2 separate regions of the Homo sapiens genome follow, and region 1 is linked to region 2. A link is an interaction called in ENCODE POLR2A ChIA-PET data of the cell type or tissue named here. Cell type or tissue: HepG2. All regions are shown on one strand. Links, peaks and the distances in the headings refer to the core of each region. The heading gives the core; the rest is flanking DNA.

Region 1 (5,405 bases), core at 406-5,405, 81 kb after region 2:
CAGGCCGGAGCGTGGCTGGGGAACTGTCCTGCCTGCCAAGCCAGGCCCTTTGGTGATACGTCCCCAGTTCTTCAACAGAGCAGGGTGCTTGCCCCCACCTCATGGCATGCAGGGGGTACCAGGGTAGACATCATGTGGGCATGAAGGCTTCAGTGACAGATGTGCCTGTGGCCAGGGTCACAGTCCCCTGATCTCCAGAATATAACTGAGGACTGAGGATGGGCACTTCCTGGGGAGCCCATGTCCCTGCCTGCTCAGAGGCATGGAGACTGCAGGCGTTGAGCACAGTGGCCCTCGTACCCACTCTGTCTGGAGGCCAGTCAGAGGGCATGTGGGTGCTACCTGGTCTGAGCAGTGAGAACTGACCCTTCATCCTTTGCCACCACTGTCCTCCCATTGTGCCCCAAGTACCCTGGGCCCCACCTCACCCTGTAGATGAGGAATTCTCATTCTGGCCTGAACCTCCGTGAGCTGTGTGCACGGGCGTGGGTCAGATGCCGGCTCTGGAGGACAGAGGGCTGCGTGTTTTTCTTATTTTTAATTTTATTATTTTATTTTTTGATTTTTTTGGAGATGGAGTTTCACTCTGTTACCTAGGCTGGAGTGCAGTGGCGCAATCTCGGCTCACTGCAACCTCCGCTTCCCAGGCTCAAGCCATTCTCCTGCCTCAGCCTCCTGAGTAGCTGGGATTGCAGGCGCCCGTCACCACACCCAGCTAATTTTTATATTTTAGTAGAGACGGGGTTTCACCATGTTGATCAGGCTGGTCTCGAACTCCTGACTTTAGGTGATCCGCCTGCCTCGGCCTCCCAAAATGCTGGGATTACAGGCGTGAGCCACCGCGCCCGGCTGGCTGGATGTTTTTCTAGATCTCTCCCTTCTGGAGCCTCCCTGTGAGTGGAGCCAGCTTTGAGAGAGGAACCCATACAAAAACCCAGGTGACTGACCCTGGCCTCAAAGGACAAAGGACGTCCTGAGCTGAGGGGTGTGGGTGTGGCCCTAGCTGAGTTTCTCTCCTTGCAGGGCAGAGAGAGCTCCCTTGCTCAGCCACCTTTGAGGACAGACAGGACAAGGGGCAGGCATGAGCCCCTGCCTGGTCGTCTGTGAGACCATGTGTGACTGCCAGGCCCCAGGCACACTGAGTCACCGCGCCTGGAAAACCCTGTGGCCTCCAGTGTTGCCTCACACCTGCCACTTCCTTTTCCTGGAGTGAGTGGTGCTCTCTGTGATGACTCCCACCGGCCTGGGATCTGCCTGCCACAGTGTCCCTGGGGAGACTCTAGATCCAGACCCACATGGCACGGGGCTGCCTCCCTCAGGCAGTTCTCAGCCAGGCCCCCACCCAGGGCACAGGCTCAGGCTGAGCGGGGTGGTGGATGGGCTGGAGCCGGGGAGAAGGGCAGCAAGGCTGGCTGGCCGCAGCCCTCTGTGGCTGGACACGACTTGGCAAGGCCGAGGGATCTGAGGGCTGGGCTACTCTCGAGGGCTGCCAGGTTCCCAGCTTGCTGCAGGGAAATGAAGGGGGTGCCGCCCTGAACAGGCACATGCCTAAGCAAGGTATTGATGCTTGGATAAAGCTGGCAACCACCAGGAGAAGCCTTTTTGGGATTTTTCAAATCCTTCGTCATCCGAGCTGTGATGATGGAGTGGAGCGTGGCACGGGCCCATTGGAGTTCTGTGGGCTCCATCGGCACTCAGCAGGGATTTGGACGTGCAGGCTGGTGGGCCCTGCAGGAAGCCTGCTCCCTGCTCTGCTGCGTGGGAGGGGGCAGCTCGGGGGAAGGGGGCTTGCAGAGAAACAGAAGAACATGGGCTGTGGGGCACCTTCAGCAGCCCGGGGTTCCAATCCCAGCTCCTCCATGTGGGAGCCAAGCACCCCAGGCAGCCTTTCCCAGCCTTGCTTAGGGCCGGGTTGGGAGAATCCCACCCCGCAGGGCTGTGGTGAGGGTTGAACGGAGGGTGTGTGGTGAGGGTTGAGCGGAGGGTGTGTGATGCGTGGTGAGGGTTGAGCGGAGGGTGTGTGATGCGTGGTGAGGGTTGAGCGGAGGGTGTGTGATGCGTGGTGAGGGTTGAGCGGAGGGTGTGTGATGCGTGGTGAGGGTTGAGCGGAGGGTGTGTGATGCGTGGTGAGGGTTGAACAGAGGGTGTGTGATGTGCCCAGTGGTACACGACAAATTGCCTTCTTTGGGTTGACAGACTGGGTTTTACTCTTCCTGAATCATCACAATGATCCGTGCAAGGCCAAGGCTGTTGTCTTCTGTTTCAAGTGCGTTTTCCTGTCCTGTCCTCTGTCCTGTGGCAGTGGACAGCTGTGGCTCTTGCCAGATTGTGTCTGCTCCTAGGACTGTGGGAGCCGGTGGTGGTAGCGGCCTTGAGCTTGACCCATCCCTCCTGCTTCCCTGTTCCTGAGCGAGCACCTTGGAGTATCCTTGGAGTGTCCTTGGAGGCTCTGCTCTCGGGGGCAGCCTGGGCCAAGAGAGCGCCTGATGCTCACCCCGTCCTCACAGGTTCACGCCTACATCATCAGCTCCCTCAAGAAAGAGATGCCCAATGTCTTTGGTAAAGAGAGCAAAAAGAAAGAGCTGGTGAACAACCTCGGAGAGATCTACCAGAAGATTGAGCGCGAGCACCAGATCTCCCCTGGGGACTTCCCGAGCCTCCGCAAGATGCAGGTACGGCTGTCCCGAGGCCCCATGCAGGCTGGTGGCCATCAGGGCAGAAGGAAGGCCCAGGGCACTGGATTTGGAGGGAATCCCATCTCCATGGGGAAGGGCCTCCCTGAACGGAAGCAGCTGGGTTAATCACCAGCACCCCACCCAACTCAGAGTTGACCCAGGCGGTGACACTGCAGAGGGGAATGTGGTGACTCACCCTGCGTGGTGGGGGGAGGGCAGGGCCATGCCAGGCGCTCTGGTGCCCTGTCCATGAATCCTTGCCGCAGCCCTGCAAGGAAAGAGCTGGAGGTGCCTCCTGTGTACAGGTTAGAGAGCCAAGGGCCAGATGGTTTTGCCGAGTCGCCCCTGCTAGTGTGGGGGAGCAGCACTTTATGCTTGTGAAGCCCTGACTGGAACCACTTGGCCTGGAGTCTGGGAGGGGCCTCCCTTCCCAGCCCTTGTCCTTCCTCCCCCGCCCACAGGAACTCCTGCAGACCCAGGACTTCAGCAAGTTCCAGGCGCTGAAGCCCAAGCTGCTGGACACGGTGGATGACATGCTGGCCAACGACATCGCGCGGCTGATGGTGATGGTGCGGCAGGAGGAGTCCCTGATGCCTTCCCAGGTGGTCAAGGGCGGCGCCTTTGACGGCACCATGAACGGGCCGTTCGGGCACGGCTACGGCGAGGGGGCCGGCGAGGGCATCGACGACGTGGAGTGGGTGGTGGGCAAGGACAAGCCCACCTACGACGAGATCTTCTACACGCTGTCCCCTGTCAACGGCAAGATCACGGGCGCCAACGCCAAGAAGGAGATGGTGAAGTCCAAGCTCCCCAACACCGTGCTAGGGAAGATCTGGAAGCTGGCCGACGTGGACAAGGACGGGCTGCTGGACGACGAGGAGTTCGCGCTGGCCAACCACCTCATCAAGGTCAAGCTGGAGGGCCACGAGCTGCCCGCCGACCTGCCCCCGCACCTGGTGCCGCCCTCCAAGCGCAGACATGAGTGATGGCGCCCGGCCCCGCACCTGCCATTTGCACGCCCGGCCGGGAGGCAGAGACGGGGGGAGGGGAAGCCTCACCATTTCTCAAGGTCCATAAAGACTGAGCGGATGTTTCCTCGCCTCTCGAAAAGGAAAACCACCATCTTTCTTTTAAGGCTGTTCCTGGGCCTGGCGGGGGAGGCAGGGGTGAGAGGATGGAATTGTGTGCACAAGAACTGTGGCTATTTTAATATATAACGTTAGAGGCTGCGTTCTTTGTCGCCGCCTCCCCTGTGTGCCAGCCCTGTGTGCACGGCCTCTGCCCCCCGGCCTTTGCTGTGGCTGGAGCTGGACAGTGCAGCGACTGCGACCGTGGGGGAGCCAGGTCGCCCTTTTGGCAGCTGCTAGGCTGAGGCTGCATGGACAGGAACACCAGGCACCCTCCGTGTGCTTCTGAGCTGAGGTTGCTTCACGGGACCGTGGCTTCCTTCCTCACCTGGCTCTGCCTCCCCCGTGCTCTCGGGCGAAGTGGGTTCTTGTGCCTTCCCCTCCCGGGCCCAGGCTCCCCGTGCGCGGGCCCTGCCCTTTCCTCCCGCGCCCCACCGGCTCCGACGCGCAACCCCGCTCAGCAGTCACAGAAGCAGGGCCCAGCCACCTTGGTCTTTTTTTGGGAGTTCAGGGGAGTAGGAGAATGTCTTCCAGAAAAATACATAAGCTAGTTTCTGTTCTGTAAAGTGATATCTTTCATACTTGACCAAAGTTCCCAATAACTTCCCAACCACTGTTCAAAAGCTGTGATTTTTGTCTCCCCTTCCCACCCTCCAGCCAAGGAGCAGCCCTGCCCAGGGGGCATTAGGTGTGGGTACCCGGGGAGCACCCCGTTCCTGGACCCCAGTGTTGCATTTCCTGGCTGAGGAAGGGTGGTCATCCCAGCTCCTGCCCTACCCTCTCACTTAACTGGAGCTTTGGGACGCACCCTCCACAGTGGGAGGTGGTGGTGGGTGGCGGTGGCGGGGCCTCACGACAGCTTGGTGCTGGTAAGAGGAAGCCCGTGGTTCTGGCTAGGCTCTCATGTCCAGACAGCGGGGACCAGGGGAAAACCCAGCCCCTTCTGTAATCCCCCTTCATTTCCTACCTTCCTTCCTCCTCTGTTTAGCAAAGGAGGGCAGCTCACTTGGATGTCCTTACAACGCCCCTGGCCCCCAGGTTGAGCAATAAGAAACCAGAACCTTGCGGCCCAGTGGCCCGGGCCAGTTCAGGCCGCCTCCCCCTCCTCTGCCTGGGGCCATTGAGCCCAGCCTCCAGGGCCCGGGCGCGTTTGCAGGCCAGTGGCCACTGTCCGGGCTGTGATGGCACCAAGGCAGGTGGAGCACCAGGTACCACACAGCTGGGCTTCCCACCAGGCTTTCCCGCGGGGGTCTCAGGGAGCTTCTCCCCAGCGCTGCTCGGAGTCTGCAGGAACTGGCCTTGTTCTCCTTAGCCCGTCACTCCATACAGTATTAGGTGAGGATGGATGCGGGCGCTGTCCTTGCCGGGAAGTCACTGTTGAAGTTGCAGTGGCTTGTTCACACCTGTGGGAAGAGAAGTGAAGACTTTCTCCTTGCATTAAAAAGTCTGAACTGTGCGAAAGCTTCGGGTGCTTCCTTGTCTTTTCCAGGGGCAGCAGTCCTGGGCCATCCTCCCCTGGTGTCTGAGGGGGTGATGCCAGCAGGGACAGAGTGGCAAGGCAGCCGGGGCAAGGTGACCAACCCTGCCCAGTCCTGCTCTGCTG
Region 2 (5,267 bases), core at 268-5,267:
CTGTGGTTTTATCGTGTCCTTTGCCCCTTTATAATAGATTTTTTCCCCCAATTTAAAACATTAAGAATGGAACTTTCTAAAATGTTCATGTCCTGAGGGCCGGTTTAGGCCTTTTGTCTTCGGCACTTAGGATCCTAATGACAATAAATTATTTATGAAGAGTTATTGATTGAATTTAGTGGAATAGAGTAAAAGAGAACAAATGCTTCCCTCAAGATACAGAGAAAATGCATGAAACTTCCCTAGGTCTACCTGGTTACTATTCACAGGATCACTTTGGGTAGGTGAGTTTGTGCCAGAGGTTAGGGAATGGGGTCTTTCAAGACTCACTGTCCTGAGCCCTGCTCACCCAAGAGACCTCTTCCCCAGTTCCAGTTTGGCCCCAAATGGTTGCCTCTCCATAGACAAAATGTTTCCCACCTCTCTATCCCTTTAACTGTTTGACAGTAATGCAGATTCGTTTATCAGATTAACTGGAAGTCAATCCAGGTTGGCACCCCTGGAGAAGGCCTGGCCACCTGAGCTGCCTTCAACTAAAGGACTGATCTGTAATAGACACTTTAGCCTCATGTGGCCGTGGAGAACCAAAATGATCTATGGAAATGTAGGGAAACTCATTTTAGCTCACAACAAAGGAGTCACTTTTTACCTGTTAGAGATGTCCAATATTAGAATGGGCTACCTCATAAGGTAATGAGCCTTGTCACCCAAATGCTTTAAACAGAAGCCATCATCTGTCACATGCCAGAGGGTGCCCCTCAAGAGTGGGAGAGCAGGGGCTGAACTGCTGAGTTCCCGCTGCGTCCTGTTGCTATGCTGCCTGCACCCTTGGTGGGGAGAAGAGAAGAGGTGGACTGCTGCGGAGGACCTGGCAAACAAGGACCCAGGTCTTGAGGGGATGGGGGCTGATGGGGAAACCGTAGGGTGTGGGAATTTAAGGATTAGTGACATTAGTAACATCACTTCCTCTCAAATTGCGTTTACAGCCTTTACTCGACTGTCCCAAACATGGCCTGTTTTACAAAGCTGCTAAGAAGCACAGCTCCAAATCTGGAGCTGTGAGTGCCCGCCCTGACTCTGACTAGCTTACAGTGAAGCTTTGGGAAGTTGTTTTCCGCTGAGCTCTTATTTTCTCATCCAGAAAATGAGGGGGTAGGATTTGGTGAGTTATAAAGTGCCTTCTAGCTCTAGCAGTCTGTGACTGGCCCTGCTCTTTCTGAGCAGATCAGTGAGGCAATGACCCCAAAGCGGGGCTGCCCAGAATCACCACAGGCTTCCTTTGGCTCTCCACCTTGCCCCAACCCCTCTGGCCACTGCTGCCTGGGGGTCTTTCTCCAGCTTGCCACATTCTTGCTCAAGTGTAGTTTAGCACCATGGATGGACAGCAGATTTGAATTTGAAATCAGCCCTAACATTAACTAGCTGGGTGACTTTTAGTAACTTTCTTTCTTTGAGCCTTAGTTGCCTCATCTATAAAACCAGAGTTGGACAAATAGATCAGCTTTGCTGGGGTTGATAACTTCAGGCCCTTTCAGGAGTCAGGTCCCTGTTATTCCAGGGCTAGGGGAGCACTCCAGCTCAGAACGTTACTCTGTAGCACAGGATGCGAATCATCCACTGATACCGTGGCCATGCAACTCTGAAACAGACAGCAACCCCCAAACCCCCGGCCCTGCCACCAAGCACATCTCAGGAGACCTCCACTGGTATAATTTCCCTTGTCCCTAAGAATCTCCTTCCCCAATCCCTTTCCTTTGCAGTTAGAAAAAGGCAAGCAGGACTGAGTTTAGTGGTTTTAAAATTAGGGGTGTGGCCAGGCACAGTGTCTCATGCCTGTAATTCTAGCACTTTGGGAGGCCTAAGCAGGCGGATCACTTGAGCTTAGCAGTTCAAGACCACCATGGGCAACATGGCAAAATCCTGTCTCTACAAAAAAATACAAAAGTTAGCTGGTCATAGTGGTGTGCCTGTGGTCCCAGCTACTCAGGAGGCTAAGGGGGAGGATGGCTTGAGTCTGGGAGGCTGGGAGGTGGAGGTTGCAGTGAGCCGAGATAACACCACCACACTCCAGCCTAGGTGACAGAGCCAGACCCTCTCAAAATAATAGTAATAAATAATAATAAAGTTAGGGGTGATCAGGCCCTGAACAGGGAAATGTTCTGTCCAAGGTCACAGAGCAAAGAGAACCCAGGTGTCCACAACTCAGCCAAGAGTCTTGACCCCTGTGTCGTCAGCTGCACACACGCTGCACACTCCACCAGCTCCTAGGCTTCTCTCCACATCTGACTTATCGAGGCCTGGGCTGTGGGTAGCTTTTTGGACAGAAAGAAGCAGAAAGCAGCAGGAGCTGCTCTCCGAGGACCGCACCTCAAAGAGCAAGATCCCCCAGGTGGGATCGCTCTGAGGCTTCAGGCAGGGGAGGCTGGTTTGAAAGCCGATCTCCAAGAGGGCGTGGCTCCAAAATGCTGGCAAATAAAAGCCTGGAGAGCCAGCACCAAGCTGGAGACCAGCAGGAGGCACAGGAAAACTGCAAGCCGCTCTGTTCCTGGGCCTCGGAAGTGGTGAGCTCGCTGAGGCAGGAGGAGCTCTGGGGAGGGTCTGGGAATGTGGACGAGGGCCCTGCAGGCCAAGATGGGGCAGATGGAGGGAGGAAGATGTTTGCGCTCCAGATGGCGAAGAAAATTCCAGGGAAGGGAGAATCACTGCACAGAGGGCTGACACACAGGTCCTTTCCAGAGACAGCTGCTCACACTCACACCCATACACACACACACACACACACAAAGGCAGATACAGGGAAAAGGCAGCACCATTCAGGCACACCTCACCTGTCAGACCAGCCAGCCCTGGCTCACTCACCTGGAATGCAGTATTTAAAGAACTCGCCATCCCACCTGCACACCCACGTAGAGACATCTCCCCACTGTGTTTCAGATGCCTATGGCGTCCCCTCAAACCCTGGTCCTCTATCTGCTGGTCCTGGCAGTCACTGAAGCCTGGGGCCAGGAGGCAGTCATCCCAGGCTGCCACTTGCACCGTGAGTACCTCTGGGACCGGAGGGCTAGGAGCAGTGGAGGTTCTGGGTGGGAGCAAAGAGCTGAGTGGACGGTGGGGCAGGCAGCACCCTAAAGGGCCCCACACTGAGGCACAGGCAACGGGAGCTGGGGCGAGGCAAACCTTGGCAGAGGCGCCGTCTACTGCTTGCCTATCTCCTTCTAGCCTTCAATGTGACAGTGCGAAGTGACCGCCAAGGCACCTGCCAGGGCTCCCACGTGGCACAGGCCTGTGTGGGCCACTGTGAGTCCAGCGCCTTCCCTTCTCGGTACTCTGTGCTGGTGGCCAGTGGTTACCGACACAACATCACCTCCGTCTCTCAGTGCTGCACCATCAGTGGCCTGAAGAAGGTGAGGAGGGCCCGGGCCCGGTGGATGGACGCTGGGGTCGCGGGAAGACCAGAGAGATGGAGATCCTAGACAGCCCTGAGAAAGGGGACTGCAGCACGGACTCCCCTCTCCCGCAGGTCAAAGTACAGCTGCAGTGTGTGGGGAGCCGGAGGGAGGAGCTCGAGATCTTCACGGCCAGGGCCTGCCAGTGTGACATGTGTCGCCTCTCTCGCTACTAGCCCATCCTCTCCCCTCCTTCCTCCCCTGGGTCACAGGGCTTGACGTTCTGGTGGGGGAAACCTGTGTTCAAGATTCAAAAACTGGAAGGAGCTCCAGCCCTGATGGTTACTTGCTATGGAATTTTTTTAAATAAGGGGAGGGTTGTTCCAGCTTTGATCCTTTGTAAGATTTTGTGACTGTCACCTGAGAAGAGGGGAGTTTCTGCTTCTTCCCTGCCTCTGCCTGGCCCTTCTAAACCAATCTTTCATCATTTTACTTCCCTCTTTGCCCTTACCCCTAAATAAAGCAAGCAGTTCTTGAATTTCTCTCTTTATTAAGTCTACCCCCAGCCACGGAAAGAGGAGTAGACCATGATTACTGTGAACCCCCCCTTACCCCAGGACACTGTGAATCTCTTCTTGCCTGTGCCCTCCCCCTCCCCCTGCCCAATAAATAAAAAGGGGACAAGGAAGTACACAGCGAGGGAAGGGAGGAGTGTGCACCCAGGACAGTGTCTGTGTAGAGGGTGAGCTGGGCGAGAATAAATAGACCATGGACCCCATGGTGGGGATAAGGAAGGACCTCGCATTGGCCAAGGCAGGGGCAGGCGAGGCGCTGAGTGCCCTTGCCCAAGGCCAGGAGCAGAGGGTGGGAGCCCGCCTGCAGCTGGAGCCTAGCTTTGCGGGGCAGGGGAAGATCCCTGATGGCAGCTTCCTGGTCAAGCTTGCCCTTGTCAAGTCCTGCCACGAGGGGCTGAGCATTCTGTTGCCAAGACCACCATTGCCTCTCCTCGTCTCCCCCCAGTGAAAGCTGGGCTGGGCAGGGAGTCCTCAGAAGCCACTCTGGCAAGGCCAGGGGTAGGTGTGTTTCTCTCTGGGCCCCTGGACAGGAGAAGGGATAGAGGGACTGACAGCTCTGGGTTTAGCTTTTCCCCTTCTGAGGTGCTGTCTAGCTCTGACCCCCACTGGCGGCCACCTGGGGTGTAAGCCGCTGGAGGGGGGCCTCCTTGGCCCCCTGGGTCCCCTGTAGCCGGCGTAGCCGCAGCTCCTCCAGACCTTGCCATAACTCCTGACGCTCCTGGGCCTTCTGCTGCTCCCTGGGGAGAGAGGGTGAGGCAGCTCCCTTTCCTGGGGCCCCCCACAGTCCAGACTCCCTCACAGTCCAGACTCCCTCACTACCACCCCACCGGCAAAGGGAAGGCATGGAACCATTTTTGTTCTGTGACTCCATAAAAACCCTCTACTGAGGGAAGAGAGCAGAGGACAGACAGATCCCAGCCTGCAGTCACAGAGAAGATGACGGGTGGGGCCTGAGTGGTTCTGGCTTCTGTAGGAAGCTACAGGGAGTCAGAACAAGTCTGAGCTACTCGAAGAATGACGGGAGGATACAGGGGCAGACAGTCAGGCATAGGATGGCAGGAGCATGGACAGTCTTGCAGCATCTGATCAGACAGAGTTTGGGGTAGTCCTCGGGTTCCCTCCAGCCATGGGGGTCTGACTCCTCCCTGCTCTTCTCCCTTCCCCCACGCCCAGCCCCCAACACTCACTGCTGCTTTTCCAGCTTGTAGGAGGCTGTGAGCTCATCAAACAGCTTCCCATTCATCTCCATGAAGGTCTTGAGCACATTGTAGATCAGTGATACGATGGTTCTTGGCAGTGTCAAGGA

The links. Peaks named below come from ENCODE experiments on the same cell type or tissue, not always from the same donor. Only the 100,000 strongest peaks of a DNase experiment are listed, where the experiment ranks them.
Region 1: POLR2A ChIA-PET joins it to region 2 with 6 read pairs; 7 of 35 experiments call an interaction of 5 or more read pairs at or near these places.

What each region holds. Positions count from the first base shown.
Region 1 is chr11:64,852,589-64,857,993 of GRCh38, reverse strand. EHD1 (EH domain containing 1) reads left to right here. Exons shown (of 5, transcript NM_006795.4): 4 at 2,508-2,672; 5 at 3,137-5,405. The coding sequence ends at 3,661. Among named protein-coding and RNA genes, the nearest start is that of CDC42BPG, 11 kb to the right of the region's middle. RefSeq lists enhancers at 2,917-2,976, 2,218-3,417, 2,665-3,663, 3,664-4,662 and a silencer at 4,260-4,319. In HepG2, for the core only: no CTCF peak of the experiment used is centred there; DNase peaks (open chromatin) are centred at 1,153 and 2,833.
Region 2 is chr11:64,933,128-64,938,394 of GRCh38, reverse strand. It overlaps PPP2R5B (protein phosphatase 2 regulatory subunit B'beta), which reads right to left. Exons shown (of 14, transcript NM_006244.4): 13 at 5,149-5,250; 14 at 3,920-4,698. The coding sequence ends at 4,551. It overlaps GPHA2 (glycoprotein hormone subunit alpha 2), which reads left to right and starts at 2,502. Exons shown (of 4, transcript NM_130769.4): 1 at 2,502-2,561; 2 at 2,935-3,037; 3 at 3,220-3,404; 4 at 3,521-3,924. The coding sequence starts at 2,935. The coding sequence ends at 3,622. It overlaps MAJIN (membrane anchored junction protein), which reads left to right. Exons shown (of 11, transcript NM_001037225.3): 11 at 1-165. In HepG2, for the core only: CTCF peaks have their summits at 2,520 (motif pointing right) and 3,552; DNase peaks (open chromatin) are centred at 2,484 and 3,544; H3K4me3 peaks cover 1,293 bases; H3K27me3 peaks cover 724 bases.